Linked DNA regions of Mus musculus: region 1 is linked to region 2. The links are chromatin contacts, found by Hi-C or POLR2A ChIA-PET in ENCODE. All regions are on one chromosome and are shown on one strand. Each heading gives the region's core, a stretch centred on a gene start or an enhancer-like site at or near the end of the contact. The rest is flanking DNA. Distances are from core to core; before and after follow the strand shown.

The links. A loop is a pair of places that touch in the nucleus more often than their neighbours do. ChIA-PET counts read pairs that join two places held with the same protein, here RNA polymerase II (POLR2A).
Region 1: a map of adrenal gland shows a loop between it and region 2 (3-fold over the local background). The contact joins the enhancer-like site here to the promoter of Galnt15 in region 2. A Hi-C loop is called at or near these places in 10 of 37 maps with a recorded cell type or tissue (adrenal gland, gastrocnemius, heart and 1 more). POLR2A ChIA-PET finds 5 or more read pairs at or near these places in 1 of 5 experiments (Patski).

What each region holds. Positions count from the first base shown.
Region 1 is chr14:32,071,269-32,077,344 of GRCm38, reverse strand. No RefSeq gene overlaps it. Among named protein-coding and RNA genes, the nearest start is that of Dph3, 11 kb to the left of the region's middle. Within about 2 kb of position 3,297, at least 2 of the 3 ENCODE cell types and tissues checked have a DNase peak (open chromatin) inside an H3K27ac peak, as active enhancers do; they include gastrocnemius and heart, where a contact is called at or near this core.
Region 2 is chr14:32,027,419-32,033,597 of GRCm38, reverse strand. It overlaps Galnt15 (polypeptide N-acetylgalactosaminyltransferase 15), which reads right to left and starts at 4,495. Exons shown (of 10, transcript NM_030166.3): 1 at 3,567-4,495. The coding sequence starts at 4,105.

The DNA of each region.
Region 1 (6,076 bases), core at 2,048-4,547, 45 kb before region 2:
CAGCAGGTCAGTGCCAGGGGCAGAGAGGCCAAAGAGATAGCGGTCACCTCAATTAGCCTTGGTTTCTCTACTGTGAAACAGTAATAAGGGAGTTGAAGAAATGATTGTTTAAATCTTTCTCTGCTCTGTTCTGATGTGACTTTGAGTAGGCTATTTCCAACGGATTTCCATTCTTGGGCCATGTTCTGAGGTAGGGGAGAGAAAATGAAGTGTATGCAATCTCACTGCGGCCTGTAGGTGGAGCCAGAGCTCCACTGGACTCCTGTGTGATCTGCTCAAGGCCAGGTCAGCTTCAGCAAGACCTGCACACCCAAAAAATATCTTTGGGCCCATGTGTTCTTATTCCCAAGAGGCAGTTTACTTAATGCGAATCTCTGGTCAACTGACATTCTCTGGACCTTCATCCTGAGGCCTGGAGCAAACAGCCCTGTAGTTACTACTGGCTTCAGTGATATCTCCCAATGTTTATGTCTCAATGTCCCAAAGGCTATCAGGGCTACTCTGTTATAAACTGGCACTGCCCAACATGGCGACCCTAAGAACCATGTGGCTTTTACCACTCAAATGATGTTAAGAAGTCAGTTCCTCCATAGTCAAGTAGACATTCACACAGACTGTGACTTGTGGCAGCTGCTGTGGCTGCAGGGGCCTTTCTCTCCCTGGGAGGCTGTGGAAACCTTGGGAGGTGGAGTGTGGTTAGAGGAAGAACACTAGAGCGTGGCCTTAAAGAGGACCTGGTTCTTCCCCTCCCAGTTTCCTGGCTGCCACAAGCAGATCAGCTCGGCTCCTGCCGTGATTCTCTGCCTTAACCACAGGCCCAGAAACAAGAGTCAGACGAGCACAGACCAAACCCTGGGAACCCATGAGCCAAAGGAGATCTCCCCTTCTTCTCAATTGTTTCAGGTGTTCACCACAGAGAGGAGGCTGCCAATACAAGCTCTACTATGTGGAACACAGTAATAGGCACTAGGAGAAACTGTGTTATTAATGCTGACACCCCTACACTCAAGGGGTTCAGGGAGTTCTGTCCTGCCCTGCCACTGCACACACACACACACACATTCACACACAGATGCACACTCAGACATAAACACATACAAGCACACAAACTCACACATACATATGCATACTCACACAAAATGCACATACATACACAGAGATTCACACACACACACAGAGTCACACATAAAGACTCACACAAATTCACACACATTCTCACACACAAATACATATATCCACACAAATTCACACACATACACAGATTCACACACATGCACACTCACACATAAAGGCACATACACACAAATTCACATATTTGCACACATACACACTCACACATAAAGGCACATACACACAAATTCACACATTTGCATCCTCACACACTCACACACACGCAAATACACACACATACATGCACACACAGAGGGGAGCCTCTGTGTGTTGTTTTGGAATCCAGTAATTTGCCATTCATCATCTCATTGCAAAGTAGGAGACCTGATTACAAGGTAGGTGCCTGATGGGCACCGGAGAAGCTATGCTGCAGTCACGGCCTCGCAGAAGAGATGATGCCAGCTGTCAGCACCCAAGGATACCTCCTATGTGCAGAGGTGACTGGCCACAAATGCCTTAGGATGAATTCTAGCCTGGTGGAGGGAAGCACTTAAAAACATGCCCTTGCTGCAAGTGCAGACAGCCCCCATTTCCATCTGTTGTGCTCACTGGGGTCTGTGTGTCCTTTTACTCAAGGGGATGAAGGCTCCACTGACCTGGGGTGGTCGGTGCTCTCACTGTCACACATCTTGGTGTGCTTTAGAGAAGAGATCTGTTATGATTTGAGTATGAAATGCTCCCCAAGTGTCAGGTTCAGAGGGGTTAGTGATCAGACAATAAATTCTGAGAGCTCGACCTGATTAACGGAGTTGTCCCTTGATGCGCGATGGGAAAGTCGTGAAGAGCAGGTACAGCAGAAGTGGGGATAGTGGAAGCTACACCCTGCCCTGGCCCTTTGCTAGAACCCTCTTTCTCTGTTTCCTGCCTGCAATGAGGTGAACAAGCTTCTCCATCACACACGGTGTCGGGTGTGTGCTCTACTCAAACACACAGGGCAAAACTCTCTAAGACCACGAGCCAAAACAAACTGCCCTTCCCTAACTTGTTCTTGCCAGGGCGGGGGCGGAGGCGGGGGCGGGGGCGGGGGCGACCACAGCATTAAAAGCGGTACTGCAGACAGGCCCTCATTCTCAGCAGGATGTCCTATCCCAGTAGCTCCTGCTTCTCTTCCTAGATCTACAAACAGTGGAAAGACTTCACTGGTGATGTTAGGGTGGGACCAGCCCTATGGTGGACTGCGTGCCCTGCAGTAGGATTTCAGAGGCAATTGGACAGCTGTGCCCTGTGGCCTTGAGTAGGAGAATAGATGCTCAGGGCATCAACTTGTGAAGCTGGGGAAGAGACACAACCGAGGAGGGCTGTACTATGATGTTCACGTTGGGTTTGCCTGGCAGCAGCCTCGGGTGAGGTCTTGGAAGCAGGTAGTTTGAGAGCAAGAGATGAGTTTGAAAAGCAGGAGTGTGGGGGTGGGGATCACAGGGCCAGAGGAAAAGCTAGATTATTAAGGTCACCACCCAGCTCTGCTGCGCCATCCTGAAAAGTACACAGAATGCACCCAGAATTACCTGAAAGAAAGAGACTGGGTGTCTGCTGAAAACCTGTGTGTTGAAGGTTTGCTCCCCAAGGTAGCAGGAGCCAGAGGTGGGACTTTTAGGAAGGGATTGGATCATGGCGGTTCTGGCTTCATCAACAGATTAATCCATCCATGGCTTCACAATGTCAGGACCTGCTGGGAGGTGCTGGGAACTCAGGAGGCAGGAGGCAGTTGAAGGGGATTGGTCTTGGAGTTACGGCCTTGGAATGGTTTCTTGTCCTGGCCCCCTCCCCTCTGCTTCCTGGCCAGCATATGGTGAACAGCCTTGTTCCACCATGTTCTTCTACCATGCTGTTCTGCCTTACCACAGGCCTGATACAACAGAGCCAGCCACCCATGGGCTGAGGTCTCTGAAACCAAGTAAGTCCTTCTTTCTTTCAGGTGGCTTTCTCAAGTACTCTGCTAAAGCAATAAAAGGCTGACAAACACAGTTGCTGCATGAACTGTTCCGCCTTCAGAGAACACCCAGGGCAGAGTGCAGGTGACCCTGGGCTCTGACCTAGAGGAAATCTGAGCCAGCACAGAACTCGGTGGCCCTGCTGCTGGCAAAGGATGTGCAGGGAGTGTGCTGCCATCTGTGTCTGCCGTGCTTACTAAACCGTACAGTCAGACTATAAATGGCGTGGTCCCAGGGTGGCCAGTGTGCCCCGGACCCAGGGGAGATATGCGTCTCCTGTGCAGCCTCTGGAAGAATCCATTTTGCAGTGAGAGTGAAAGCTGAGCTCCCACAGAGGAGTTGGGATCCTCACTAAAGTTTATGTGGTCTGTGTGCTGGTGGTGAAGCTGATGTGAGTCCCAGGGGTCAGCTGGAGGTATGGCAGAGTTGGAGGAAGCCACAGGCCTCTCCTGAAGCACTTCCTCAGCTCCCTGTCTGTAGAGAGGTAGACATGCTCCTCTGCCTCTATTCCTACACTTCGATGGTCTACTCAAGGGCACAGGGCATCGGAGCCAACCTCTGCCGTGTACTGTGCTGACTTCCTTTAGCCTCTCGTTTCCTGATGGCATTAGGATGCCTGTCCTGTGCCCTAACTTGGCCTTTGAATGACATTAGTCATTGTGTTGGCTGGATATCAGTGCTGTCCCAGAAACTACTCTGCAGATTCTGAATATGTAATGTTGCCCTGGGTAAGGTGACAGCCAGCAGATTTTGTAACAGTCAAGAGTATCTGTCATTCTCCTCCCCAGCAACCAGGCTCCATTAGCTTGAGCAGGGTTCTTGTGGCCAGGCACGTTATCTGAGCTGTCACCATCCAGCTCTGCCGCCTTCGCCTTCGCCTGAATGGCAGGAAACGCATGGGTGGGCCTTGTCAGTTCCCTTGTTACTGGCATCACTCTGATGTTCAGCCATGAGCCCTGTGGCTATGAGTCACCGAAGGAGAGAGGCTGCCTGAACATCTCTGCCAGATTTTGGAAGAGCTTTGCTAGAGACAGAAGAGTCTTTGGATCTGCCCCTACTCCTGTCCCCTGTGCTCCTTGAGTGGACTGCAACTTAGAGCCACCTGGCAGGGCTAATGTGCATGCCTGCCACTTTAGCTGGGGTGCAGAGCCTGTGTCAGATAAATCCAGGGAAAGAAAAAGACATCAGCCACTGGGCCTGGCTTTGAAATCCTGTCCCTACTTAACACAATGGAACTGACATCAGTCAAAGCTGTGCTGTAACTGACAGCAAGATGAGGCCACAGTGTCTAGTTTGCTTCCTGTTGCTTGGTCCCCAGGGCAGTAATATTCAGAGGGGTTCTGGCTTCATTAACAGATTAATCCATCCATGGCTTCACAATGTCAGGACCTGCTGGGAGGTGCTGGGAACTCAGGAGGCAGGAGGCAGTTGAAGGGGATTGGTCCTGGAGTTACGGCCTTGGAATGGTTTCTTGTCCTGGCCCCCTCCCCTCTGCTTCCTGGCCAGCATATGGTGAACAGCCTTGTTCCACCATGTTCTTCTACCATGCTGTTCTGCCTTACCACAGGCCTGAAACAACGGAGCCAGGCAGCCAGCCATGGACAGAAATAAACTTTCCTTCCTTTCAGTTGACTCTCTCAAGTACTGTGTTGCAGCAGTGAAAAGCTCGCAAACATGGAGAACCACCCTGTTTTAAACGTTTATTTGCCTTATACTTCCAGGTCGGTCCATCGAGAAGAGAAGTCAAGGCCGAAACTCAAGGCAGACAAGGAGGTGGAAGCAGAAACTATGGAGAAACATTGCTTGCCAGTTTGCTCGCTGGCTCATGCTCAACCAGCTTCCACCTGCCTAGGCACAGTGCCACCCACAGTGGGCTGGGCCCTCCTACATCAATCAAGATAATCTCTTAAAGACATGGCCACAGGCCATTTTGATCTCTGCAGTCTCACAGTTGGGACTCTCTTTTTCCAGGTGACTTTAAATTGTGTCAAGTTGACAATAAAAACTAACCAGTACAACATTTAAGCAAAGACAAAAGCAAGACCACAGGCCACCTGTAAGTAGTCTAGTCTGTGGGCAAACAAAAGTGGTGTTTCCCAATTAATTATGGGTCTAGCCCTACTCTACTCCCCCACAGCCTCCCAGACTAAGATAATTAAGATGCTCTGTCACAAAATTGTTCTGTTGCACAGCATGGAACTCAGAGTAAGACGGTTTGTCCTTATCCTTGTAATGATGTGAAGTCATGGAACACAAATGGTCACCTGAGAAGCCTCCCTTGATACCTTCCTATGAGACACTCACAGCACCCCATGGTGTGTGGTCTTCCTCATTTTAGCAAGCACCAACAAACCCGACTTGGATGGATCATTGACTGTGTTCCTGGTGGTACTGGCTGGTGGATGTGCATCCCGGGGAAGGTGGCCAGGTACTGATTAACTCCACACAAGGAGGTTGAAAGCATTCCCTGGGTGCCTCCGTTGGTTGGTTCCTAACTGCAGGTGATACTTCTGTCTTCCTCCTCCTCATTTCAGCCTCTGTTCTGAAGGACACTTCCCTGGGGGCTTAGACTCAACTGACTTGAGGATCAGGTAAAAATGGAGCCTCGCCTCTTCTCTACAATGATTTCTTCACAGATGGTTCTGCGGCCTGTCTTTCCTTGTAAGTGCTGACTATAAGGCATAATAGCCTTCAGCCAATCAGAGATAAGAGGTGGGTGGGCAGTGTTCTAACCTGCTTCTCATTGGTTGGTTAGTTCTGGCACATGTTCTGTGAAACCTTAAGAGTATGGAGACACAAATCACAGTGTTCACAACGCCCTTGCATTGGCCTTTCTTCCCTGCCTGTTCCATTCCCCATATTCTCTCACTCTTGCTTCCTGGGATTACCTTCCAAATAAACCATCTGCCCCAACCCCTGTTCAGACTCTGTTATAGTTTGAGTGAAACATTTCTATGAGGCTTATGTTTTTAATG
Region 2 (6,179 bases), core at 3,246-5,745:
CAATGCACTCTCAGAGGCTGGGAGGTGACCAGCTTTAAGACCGGCAAGCTTTAAATGTTTGCAATTCAGGTGTCTTTCCCAGGCCTGGTCCAGAAATTGGCAGACTCGGAGTCTACCATAATGGTTTAAGAGCTTAACTTTGGCATCGAACAGGCTGTTGGGTCACATGGCACCAACCCATTCCCCTTTCTACACCTTGATTTTCCTCATTCATAAAATGGACCCCACTGAACAGATCTGTGAAGCAGATTCAGGAGGTAAAAGCCACTTATTGGGGGAGTCTCTAGCACATATTATATGTTTACTAGAGTTTGCCTCTGTCTGGAGACATTTGTTCTGAGATGGGGGTCTAGTGGTGTAGCTCAGGCTGTCTTTAAACCCACAATTCTCCTGCCGCACCCTCCTTCACCGAGTGCTGGTGTCACAGGCATGTACCACCATGAGCCTGTCTTTTGGCTTCTTTTACTCTAGTATTTTTTTATATTTCAGTCTTTCATTATCAGTAACTCCATTGAATGTCCTCCATGCAAACTGATCTCCAGCTGCAATTCTTGAGGAGACCTCAAACCTAGCCAGGAGACTGACAAAAACCAGGGTGGTGTGGGGTCTGGGTGAAGGTCAGGAGGACATGCCTGGGTTAGGAGTCAGGGAGGAGACTGGAGGCGTGTGGGACAAGGGACACCAGAGGCAGAGGTCTCCCAGCCCTGGCAGGAAAGCTCAGGGCTCCACACCACATACAGTGCTTACTATGTGGTGTCTCTTGCTTTTCTACCCAGTAGAATGGGATGGGGGTGGGGGACACTGCTACCTTGGATAGGGTAGAGGTTGTGCCTGGAATCAGATTGCAGGTATGAGCGCTGGTTGTATCGACTGCACTCACTGCCAGTGACCAGCAGAGGGCTCTGTCTACCTCTACATAGAGTTGGTAACTGAGACTCCCAGATTGGAGTGCCCAAGTGTGTGCTTCACTGGAAGCAAAGAGGTTTCTTGACGCCAGAGACCTTTCAGTGTGGAAATGGGGTAGGTCCCAGACAACTGCGATGCACTGGTTACCATGGAGGGAAGAAACAGCCAAAGAAACGGTCTGCCCAACGTATACGTATATATCCAAGCATGTTTATATCAAACACACCTGGTATATGTGTATCCACTTGTACCACCAACTCCTGTGCACACATGAACATTGCACCACAAGTATATACACATGAAACACACTTGCACACAAGCACATGACCATTGCAAGAAACATTTACAACACACATGTTACACGCATGCAAGCTATAGAACACACATATGCATGCCCCATAGAACATAAAAAATATTGTATCATAACATATACATATAGGCATAGGCACAGTACATGTCACATCATACACACATGTACCATATGTATACACATTATACTCCTGCATGCTAAACATAGTAACATCTACACCTGTGCCCAGTAATCATGCCACAAAATGCACCCAGTTCATACTGTACACACAGCATATCCATGTACTACATAATAAATGCATAATACACGCACATGTGTCTTACACACAGAGCACTTGCAGCACATATGCAGCACATACAATATGTATAACACATATAATATACACAAAGGCCCATAATACATATGAAACACTGTCCCAGCACAATACACATACACACTACATAAAAACAAGACAAACACACAACTTAACACACACACAGTTCCACATAATACATGCCCCAATGCACAATAGATATACTATGTATGTATGTACAGTCTACATCCACAGCTTGAAAACACACACACCATCATATCAATATAGCTCACACCTATGCTTATCATACCACACAACCTGCAGATACCAAACCCTAAACTACTATGCACATGTACTACCCACCACACACCCCATTTAAAGTACATAGCATAATATACACTCAACACACAGTGCACGCACAGGTCATAGGTGCACAAGCACATGTGTGCATGTGTAGGGTGCTTTGGAAACACAGTCACACACACACACACACACACACACACACACACATCCCCAAAGCCAGAGCCAGTGTTTCTTGTTTATGGAATGGAGATGTTCACTCTAGCTCTCAGCCAGTGAGAACACGCACGGAATGAACTGCTAAGCTGTTCCTTCATCCAGCAGCTGTATGGGGTGTGCGGGATGCTGGGTCATGCAGTGTGCAATCGCTCCTGACCTTCTGCAGACTCAACACAGCAGGGGAAGCAGGCACTGCAGAAATGCACACACTCAGAGCCATGTCTGTTCTACAAGGTGTTGTGAGTTCAAAGACAGCCCGAAACCAGAGCAGGGCAGGAGTGTCCTGGGAAGAACTTTTATAGCCAAAGTGTGAAGTTAGCATAGCAGAACTGGGACTCAGGGCAGGTGAGTATTGCAGGACACACAACCTAAACTGGCTCGTGCTCCCAGTGATCTGCACACCTGTGCACGTGAGTGGCTCAGCGACCAGGCTGAGAGGGGTTAGGGGTCCAAAGAGTCCCGGCCCTGCTCCTAGTTATCCCACACATGTCATTTTGCTTCCAGGGATAGATGATGTTTGCTTTCCAGAAAGCTCAATGGGCTGTGGAAAGAGCCATGGCTTCTAGGGCAGGGCCCAAGGCCACTCTAGCTACCCAGCCACATTGCTTCTGGATGTGAGCAGGCAATCTCTTGTCTGTCTCTGTGGCTATTCATGGTGGGAAGGGACCGGGGACTAGAGAGTGAGCTACTGTCTCCCTGGGCACAAATCTGCATGTCACATACATCTAGAAGCTTGAATCCTGGGGTGGGGCGCCCTGCAGGCTGAGTTGTAGGCAGTGCAACACACGAACTCTCAGGCATTGGAACTGTTCCTTTCTTGTAGGGACCAAGGAGAGGAGCAGAAAGTGACGCTACAGGCTCCCCTGGCACTTAAATGCCACAATTCAAATTTCTCCTTTGACACTTACTAGCTGCAGTGAGCAAGCTGCAGGGCCTCTCTGTGCCTTACTTTCAACTGTACAAACCAGGCGTGAGGCTAACATTCGTACAGTGCAAGTGGACTTTTCTAGGGCCTTATGGGTCTCACAGGGAAAGCTCTTAGATTAAAACCAGGCACAGGGCAAGAAGTACGTAGACATTTCTTGCAATTCTTGCATCTGCTTCTTTGACCCCAGATAAAGGTAAACACTAATAGTAACCCAACGTGAAGACTGCCCTGGAGTCAGCATGAGAGAGAGATGGAAGGTTCCTCGAAGCTTCTGCTCCCATCTCACTGTGTGACCTAGGGGGACTAAAGGCAGGCCTGGGAAGAGAATGAACGAATGAGATCGTCCCTCCCTCGGGACTTGTTAGTAGCTCATCAGTGACTCTGGGGCTTCTGACTGAGCAGGTCTGAGACAGGATTTGAGGATCTCCAATTCAGGCACTTCATCAGCCAGGCTGATATCTGGCCCCAGGGCCCACATCTTAAGGAGCACTGTCCTAAGGGAGCACTGTCCTAAGGATGGGAGAGGCAGACTGCAGAGTTGGCACCTGGGACTTTACTACCACTGAGTCACACGCTTAGACTGGAGAAGAGATGGCAGGGCCCTTACTTACAGTGGGTGTCGCACCTCGGGCAGGACTCTCCTCAGGGGCAGGCGGGCACTGAGTGGCTTGTTGAGGCCATCTGAGTCCGGGCCAAGTGGGGTCAGCACCTCTTCTGATTCCTCCCCATCCTCTTCGGTCCTCCAGTCCTTTTCCAGGGCTTCCTCATCCCATCTCCTGCTCCTGTGTTTGATGAACTGGTAGCTGCCCTGTCTCCTGCCCTGGCTCTGACTCCTCCTAGCTCTGGGTGAGGCCACGGCCACCAGCAGTTGATCCTCCTGCAGGGAGATGAAGGATGGCAGGCCATCCAAGAGACTGTACTCATCACCTTCAGTCTCAGCCTCCAGGACCCACTCCTGAGAGTCTCCAAAGTCCAGGCGGTACCCCGTGTCAGGGCTGTGTTTGCTGGCCTGAGCTGTGACAGCCTGGTGCAGGGTGGGCGGGGGAGGATGCAGCAGGATCACCATCATCAGGACACATCCCAGAGTCAGGAAGAGTAGGAGGAACTGAAGCCTGGAACGTCCACTCCTGGGTCGCTTCCTCGGGAGCATGTCGCAGCCACTCGCCACGAAGCAACAGGTCCTGATCAAGTTTGCTTCCTCCTTGCTATCCAGGTACCTTCAAGCTCGAAACTGAACCTGGGCTGTTCATTCCAGCTAAAAGGCTTTTTGCCATCCACCTGCACCTCTTATCCCACCAGACGTTTGCTAACGTCTATATGCTAACGTAGCATTTATAAGACCCACTGCCCTCTAGAATCAGAAAGCCACCAGAGCCTGGGCTCCTGGGTCCTCTCTGAGTGTTAGCTGTCTTCTGAGAAGGGTCTCCGGTTGTTGGCTCCTCTCTCACCCTGCTCTTGTCCATCCTGCTCTGGTGATTAGCCCATGTTCTTTCCCCCTCTGCATGAGTGGTCAGGTTCTACAAGCTGTCTGGGGCGAGTTGCTGGGGGATTCAGTCAAGCCAAGATGACAGACATCCTCCTTGGGATGCCTTGAGTCAGGTCAGAGCAACAGATGTAAAGCCGGCAGGCACGGTCGGGGTTTCCTTTCACACATACCTCCAGCTCTGCAGGAACCCTCTGCCAGATAGGACAGGGAGCCAAGTGTGCGTCTCGCTCCTGGTCCTAATGCCCCCGTGTTCCCAGGCTTTGCACAGCCACACAGCGTCACCCCAAGAGCCGATCCAAAACAGCAACCTCCCAGGAGTTCAGACTTGAGCACCATTCATAGGGAGGCATCCTCTCCCCACCCAGAAGAGCAGGAAGGAGAATTCCCTTCTGGTTTGGACAGGCTGCCAAGGTGACGCAGATGCCAGGAGCCAGCTGCCTGTCAGCACCTTCAATCTCCCAAGGCAATCTGCCTGGCTCCTTCCTGGGGCCCCACTAGCCTTTCCTTTCTAAAAGTGAGGAGCAGAGGGAGCCCTTGTAAGTCTGGCTACCTGGCTTCCTCAGAAGCACCTGGAGGCTGATGGAGGACAGGCATACTTCAAGCTCTTTCAGTCTTCAAACTCCATTTAGCTTGTACACACATAATGAGCAGCTGCCGGCCATATGCCCCCAACTGTTCCCTGGGCCAGGAGTATAACAGAGAATGAAGTCAAACTGGGACCTCCGGGTGCTTACATGACAGTGAGGGAGATGGAGAGATGGTCTGTTAGTGTCTGGAGGTCAGACTATGTCAAGGGCCAAGGGGGAGGGGCAGGGGGCGGGGGGCGGGGACGAGGCAGAGATGGGAGCTGGGGAATATGGGCTGGAGGTTAAAAATCAATCTGAAGTGGCACTGTGTGTTTCCTAGAAGAACCAGCATCTGTGTAATGGGGAGAGTCACAGAAGGAGTAACAAAGGCGAGGCTCTGAAAGGAGTGGGTCTGGTATAGGGAACAGCGGGCCAGAGCATAGCAGGCCAATCGCACTGTGATGGAGCCACTATAGGTGAGGAAGCACAAAGGAAGGGAGATAAGGAGGGCATGGTTGGAGCAGAGGCAAAAGGAGACATGACAGGAGGCAGAGCATGGTGGGCGGTGGATTACTGAGAAGTAAGGCATGCTGGGAGATGGAGCATAATGGGAAATGGGGCACAATGAGAGATGGCACAGGGCAGCGGGCATGACGGGAGGTGAAGAGCAGTCAGAGGCAGCGCAATGGGAGGGAGCATGGAGCAATGGGAGTGAAGGAAAACGGAGATGGAACATGGTTGTGTGACGGACACACGTCCCCAGAAAAGAATCCCACAGCAGACCAAAGTAATGACTGCACCAAAGTCGTTTGGTGGGTCATGAGTTTTAATTGGGGTTACTAACAGGAGTATGGGTCAGGGGTTACAGGAAGAGGGGTGGTGCAGAAAAGCAGCTGCATCATTGCAAAGCGGCCCACCATGGGTGATAGCTCATGAAAGCTGTGACCCCGAGCTCTGCACAACCTGCAGGCAGCCGAAGGGTCCAATGAATCTCTGCAGCTCCGCTGCTCAGTCTCCTTCTCAGAGGAGACCTCTATAAAGCAGGGGAGAGGTCTCTGAGAATCTTCCGGTTTCCACTTCCCAGACATGTAATCCTCTGCTCACCTCCGGAGCCTTTCCCTCCCTCCCTGGGGAGTGTTTCAGTTTGTAATGAGGCGTGGAGGGAGCACTAT